Regions from separate parts of the Mus musculus genome. Here region 2 is linked to region 1. A link is a loop called in an ENCODE intact Hi-C map of the cell type or tissue named here. Cell type or tissue: heart. All regions are shown on one strand. Each heading gives the region's core, and the rest is flanking DNA. Links, peaks and the distances in the headings are about the cores only. Region 1 holds the start of Ebf3 (early B cell factor 3). Region 2 has its middle 44 kb from the start of Mgmt.

What was found. Hi-C counts contacts between places; a loop is a spot of excess contacts. Peaks named below come from ENCODE experiments on the same cell type or tissue, not always from the same donor. Only the 100,000 strongest peaks of a DNase experiment are listed, where the experiment ranks them.
Region 2: a loop joins it to region 1, with 2.8 times the contacts of the local background. A loop is called at or near these places in 5 of 42 quality-filtered maps.

The regions. Positions count from the first base shown.
Region 1 is chr7:137,313,446-137,316,351 of GRCm38, reverse strand. It overlaps Ebf3 (early B cell factor 3), which reads left to right and starts at 1,907. Exons shown (of 16, transcript NM_001113414.1): 1 at 1,907-2,572; 2 at 2,678-2,834. The coding sequence starts at 2,439. In heart, for the core only: a CTCF peak has its summit at 1,341; DNase peaks (open chromatin) are centred at 1,931 and 2,631; H3K4me3 peaks cover 2,223 bases; H3K27ac peaks cover 1,311 bases; H3K27me3 peaks cover 1,797 bases.
Region 2 is chr7:136,848,887-136,851,792 of GRCm38, reverse strand. No RefSeq gene overlaps it. Among named protein-coding and RNA genes, the nearest start is that of Mgmt, 44 kb to the left of the region's middle. In heart, for the core only: no CTCF peak of the experiment used is centred there; a DNase peak (open chromatin) is centred at 1,262; H3K27ac peaks cover 105 bases.

The DNA.
Region 1 (2,906 bases), core at 258-2,757:
TCATTGACGCTGGCCCTGTCGCTCACCCAGTGTGAGCTCCCAAGCTTTGGAACACACAGAGACAAAGCATCTCTCAACCTCACCCTCCACCCATGGCCAACTTTATTCTGTGTTGTCTTTCCAGGAGCAAAGTGTTACCTCTTGCATGGGGGGTCTGATGTAAGTGGAAAATGCTGGGCTTATTAGGAATACAGAAATTTTCTTTTAATTTATCGTGAGGAGTTTCCATACACTTTGATTTAAGGTTATTAACATTCTATAGACAGTGGCATTTTTAATATGTGGCGATCGCTTCTAAAGACTAATCTCATTACCCTCAAATAGTCATAAAATATGATTTTATTATACTTACGTATTTAATTAGACGGCCGGCCCCGTAATGGATTTTGAGATGGGACTGGCGCAACAGCTTTGATAATTCACTTATCTTTGGCAATAGTCATTAACCCCCAACACCAGCAAAATAGATTGCTTTCCAGCACATCTTTTCTCTCACCCCTTCCAAGTAGCGTGTGGGGGGTCCCCAGATAACGTAAATCGGACTTCGATTTTCCCGATTAATTAAAATATTAACGCACACACACCACCAATTCACAAAAAAAGGAAGAGCTACCCCAGGCCCGGCGGGAAGAGGCTGCCCTGCGACACTTGCGCCCAGAAACCTTTTCTTTTTCTTCTTCTTTTAAAACCAGAAGGGCCTTATTTCTCGTGGCAGGAAAGAGCCTGGGACATCTCCAGGTCGTCCCTTGGGCCTCTGTCGCGCGTCGCACAGATCTCCTTTGGGTGGGCCGAGCGCCTGGGAACCGAATCCGGGCCTCCCGAGCTGGGCCTCCGAGCCCACGCGCTGCCGGCTCCCAGCTGCCCTCCCGGTTCCTCGAAACCAGGTCGGGAAGCCGCAGGGCGCGCGCTCACCCAGGCTGGGAGGCGCAGAGGGCAGGGTCCCTGGCGCCCGCAGTGTCTGCTCTGCTTTTCAGGCGGTTGGAGGTGGGGAGATCTGGCCACCGCACGGACCATGTAACAGGCTGGACACCAGCTCCGGGTCGCCGGAGAGGCTGAGCGCTCTTTCCGTCGGCCCAGAGAGGGCCCAGCCTTCTTTGTCACTGCCGCACCCAAGAACAGGCCAGGGACCCGAAACTCCTGTGGCCACCGGAGGGAGAGGGGGCATCTGGAGGAACCTGTCTCCGACGTGGACCCCGGCCCTGTATTCAGCAGGCTTTGCCGGGGTAGAAAGCATGGGACACCCAGCGGGGCTCAGATGTGGGCACACTGGCCCTTCAGCAGCCTTAGGTCTGCCTAGAAATCAGACTGAGCTGCGCCTCTTGCCCTGGTGGCGGCAGGGAGTGTGGATCCCTAGAAGGGGCATTAGGTACCCTCTTCTCCCAGCCCCTTGTTGTCCCTCCCTCTCCTGGAATCTCCTCCCGCGCGCCTTTCCAGCCTCTTCCTGCTGTTCTCTTTGGGACACCCCAGAGCCAGTGCTGCCCTGGTATTTATTGCATGCGTGTGGGCGACTTGGGGCGCTCCTCCTCCGACCCACGGTGTTTTGACTGTGTGGCAGGTCTTGTGGGCAGGTATAACGGGCCAAGCAGCACTTATGCACTGGCTGCGCTCGCTTCTTTGCGAGATTTATTTGAGCGGGTGGTAACTTCCTCGGCCGCGGCTGGGCTTGTGGAGCCGTGGCGCGTGGCCGGGGGCGGTGGTGGCGCTCGGTGGCGCTCGGAGGCGGCGGGGCTCGCTGGGCTCGCGGGGCTCGGGCCGGCTCGCGGCGCCGTCAGGCAGTCAGTCGGCGAGCGCGGCGGCGGCGGCGGCGAGGGGCGCGGCGAGGGGCGGCCGCTCCCATATATGGCGCAGGCGCCGCCCCCCGACGTCACCCTCTGACAGCGCCGCTCCCGGGGGCTTCGAGTTTTGGCTCCCGGGAAAGGGTCCATTCCTCGGGGAGAGAGGGCTGAGTTTTGTGCGCCTCCGTCCGCTGCGCGCGCCGCTCCAGGCCCCGCCGCGCCCCGCCTGCGCCCGGGACTGCGCCGCGGCACTCACTGCCCCGTTTATTTGTCTTTGGAGCAGGCGGGCCGCGCCAGAAGCGGGCGATCCCGCAGTGTCCTGCAGCCGCGGACGCCGCCTGGCTAGGATGACACCACGTTGAGCGCGCCTGCAAACAACAACAACAACAAGCGCCGCCGCGGCCACCGCGTCCACCGCGCCCTGCTCCTCCGAAGCGTCGCGTCGCCACCGGTGCAGCCCGCCCGCGTCCCCGGCCGTCCGCAGCGCCCGGCCGCCGGTGTATGCGGCGCCTGCCCGGGACGGGCTGAAGCCGGCGGCGGGCCGCACCGCAGGCGCCGAGCAGGGCCAGGGCGGCCAGGGCAGCCTCCTGCCGCCGAGCCCCGAGCGCCGCCGACCGCGGACGCGCTTTCGGCCGGGAGTCGCGGCCGCCGCCAGCAGTGTTCATGTTTGGGATTCAGGAGAATATTCCGCGCGGGGGGACGACCATGAAGGAGGAGCCGCTGGGCAGCGGCATGAACCCGGTGCGCTCGTGGATGCACACGGCAGGCGTGGTGGACGCCAACACGGCCGCCCAGAGGTACGTACCGGCCGCCCCCGCGCGCCTTGGCCCCGGCCCGGCCCGGCCCCCTCCTCCGGCCAGCGCCGCGCTGCTCACCGGGCCGCTGTCCCTTTCCTCCTGCAGCGGCGTGGGGCTGGCGCGGGCGCACTTCGAGAAGCAGCCTCCTTCCAACCTCCGGAAATCCAATTTCTTCCACTTCGTGCTGGCGCTCTACGACAGGCAGGGGCAGCCGGTGGAGATCGAAAGGACCGCTTTTGTGGACTTTGTGGAGAAAGAGAAAGTAAGTGTACACCGGCGATCGCACCCTCCCTCTCCAGGAGTAGGGGGCAGTTGGTGCCCGCGCATGGGGTCC
Region 2 (2,906 bases), core at 202-2,701, 460 kb after region 1:
GTTATGGTATCTTCATGCATTTTCTCTACTCCCTTACAATGCTCTGGCCACTAGGGGATGGGCTATTGTTACCTCTTCGGCTTCTATACTTGAACTGGCAGTATCAAAGAGCTCACTCTGTTCCACTCTCTCACTAGACTTTGTCTGTAGGACACATCCCTCTTAACTGAAACTTCACAAGGCCTTTCCCCTCCATGGGTCCATCTGGTCAAAATGGGTCTGTCATGGCCCAGAGGGAGGAAGCTAGACTGCTGTGTTTCCTGTGATAGACACTGGAGAAGGCTTCTGAAGTCATCTAGATTAGTGTCTATTATGTCTAGGCTCTCTGCGATGGCTTTTTTCTTTTGCAGACTATGCTATAATCCTATGCTATGTGTGATCATCAATCTCCAAAGCACATTATCAAATCTGCACATCCATGAAGATACTTCACCTCTGACGTGAGAGGATGCTATGGCTGCCATGGAAGAGCCAGGGTGACACCAACCAAAGACTTAGGTTCACCTGGATTTTGTTTTTGTGTACCTGTGTGTGTGTGTGTGTGTGTGTGTGTGTGAAAGAGAGAGGGAGACAGAGACAGAGAGATCTATATAACTCAGGCTAACCTTCAATTTGCAATGCTCTTGTCTTAGCCTTTTGAATTTTGGTTTGCAGGCAAGTACCAACACACCTAGTTGTATTCATTGTGTTGAGTTTGTATGTGTGTAAGTGCGGTGTGAACATTTGTGTGTTTGCAGGTGCAATGTGTGTATGTTTAAAGGTCAGAGAACATTCCAAGTGTACCAAGCAGGCTGGGCTGGTTGGCCAAGGAGTCCCTGGGATGTGCCTATTTGCACCTCCCCAGTGATGATTTGATAAGCACATGTTACCATGCCTAGTCTCTCTGCTTTTTTCTTCTCACTTATGTTCTACAGAACTCATCTCCTCATGCTTTCTTTAATGACAAGGCCATCTCCCCATCCTGTGTGCTCATTTTTTTTTAATGGAAGCATGTAATATGGCTTCCATCAAGTGGGCAACTGGCACGGGTTTAGAGGTCACATTCCCCAGCCAGCTGCTGGAGAAGAAAGAACCGCCAGCAGCCAAGGACTAGAAAAACCACTTGATGAACTCCTATTTGTGAGCAGCCACATTCCCCATTCCAGGCTACTTCCCCAGTTTGACCATGCTGTTAGCTGTTAGCTCCTGAACTCCTCCGTGCAACCACAGCTGGATGGGGACAGGCCTTCTGCAGGCCAACACTTACAAGGAAACTCCCTTCCTGCAGAGCTGAGGCTACAGGCTCCAGCTGAGCCCTGCTTAGAAATGATTTCATTTCTTCCTGCAACAACTTCCCTGGATGGGTCCCGGGATCCTAACACCCACGTTTACAGATGAGAGAGAGCACAGGCAGGGGAGGTCGCTTGTAGAAGGCCACACACACAGTAAATGACAGGTCTGGGATTTGAAGAGGGCTCCAGATCTGTGCTGTGTCACTTTCAAAGCCCTGTTCCACTAGGGAGAATGTCTTGTTTGCAACTTCTAATAACGAATTCATGATGGAGCGCAAGGGTTTACAATATTCCACTGAGTGTCTATTTGTATTCAAACTGGCTATGTTTATAGTTTGGTTTTTAGATATGTTCACCCTTGGAAGGACAAATATGAGAGAGAATGCTCATCTAGGGAAGTAGCAACAGGGTCAGTGGAACCTGTCCCAGGGAAGGCAGGAGACACCATGACGCTTCAATCACCCTGGCTCTTGCTCCACCTTGTGTTTACCGATATTTACAAATAGTATTTACCCACTGGCTCATTCTCCACTTTGTTCCATGTCAGACTGCAGGTTCCACCAAGGCAGGGAGCCTGTCTACTTGATTCCTCATGGTGTCTCCAGCTTCTAGCTGTGGCAACTTGCCAATGGCAGTATATAATTCTGGTTGAGCGTGTCCATGAGCTAGTACAAAAGACACACTGATCACCTTCCTGGATTTTCCCTTATCCTTGGAAAAGTTGGCTAGAAGTAAAAGGAGACCTCCAGTATCCTAGAGGTGTCATAGCCAGGGTGTGGCTACGAGGCACCTCATGGCACTCCAACCAACATCCTGCTCTTGCGTCCTTTCTTCCTCCTCTTCTGAGATATTTCCTGAACCTTGGTGTGTGTGTGTGTATGTGAGTGTGTGTATGTATGTGAGTGTATGTGTGTGTATGCATGTGTGAGTGAGTGAGTGAGAGAGAGAGAGAGAGAGAGAGAGAGAGAGAGAGGCCCCACTTAGAACTGAACACTCAGTCTGTTATTTTCATTCCTTTGATTAGTAATGAGACTCTGTTGTACTGGGGGCAAAGGTATAGGGAAAATTAGAAGGGAAAACATGAAATGGATGTCATTGTGTTTCATTGGATACATATATGAAATTTTCAAAGAATAAAATAATAAAAAGATAGTTGAAGAGTACACACAATTGCTAAATTTGAGAATTTAAAAATGTTGATTCCTATTTTTCAGGTTGTGGACATGTCATTAGCATTATTATTATTATTATTATTATTATTATTATAGCATTTATTAATGAACTTTCTCTTAGATCTAGTTGCAAATGTGATTATTTTTTATTCCAGGGAAAGCAAGATGAACTCACACTAGCACCGCTGTGTTGGGTTTCTCTCCTCACCCAGGGTCCCTGATGGAATGCAATGCACAAACCAGCTTAATAAAAGCAGGGAGATGCTCTCTGATGAGGTATGAAGTCATAAAAGGAAATTGTTCAGCGCCAGGAGACTGACGTGTTTGCGTTGGTTCTCACGGGCTCTAGTGTCGTATCGCAGTGTCTGTGGCCCTGTGATGCCCGGACAAGTGATGGAAAATCAACTTAAGTCCGAGGAAATTAGCTGTTTTGTGATATGGAAAGTCCTAACTCTGCATAGCT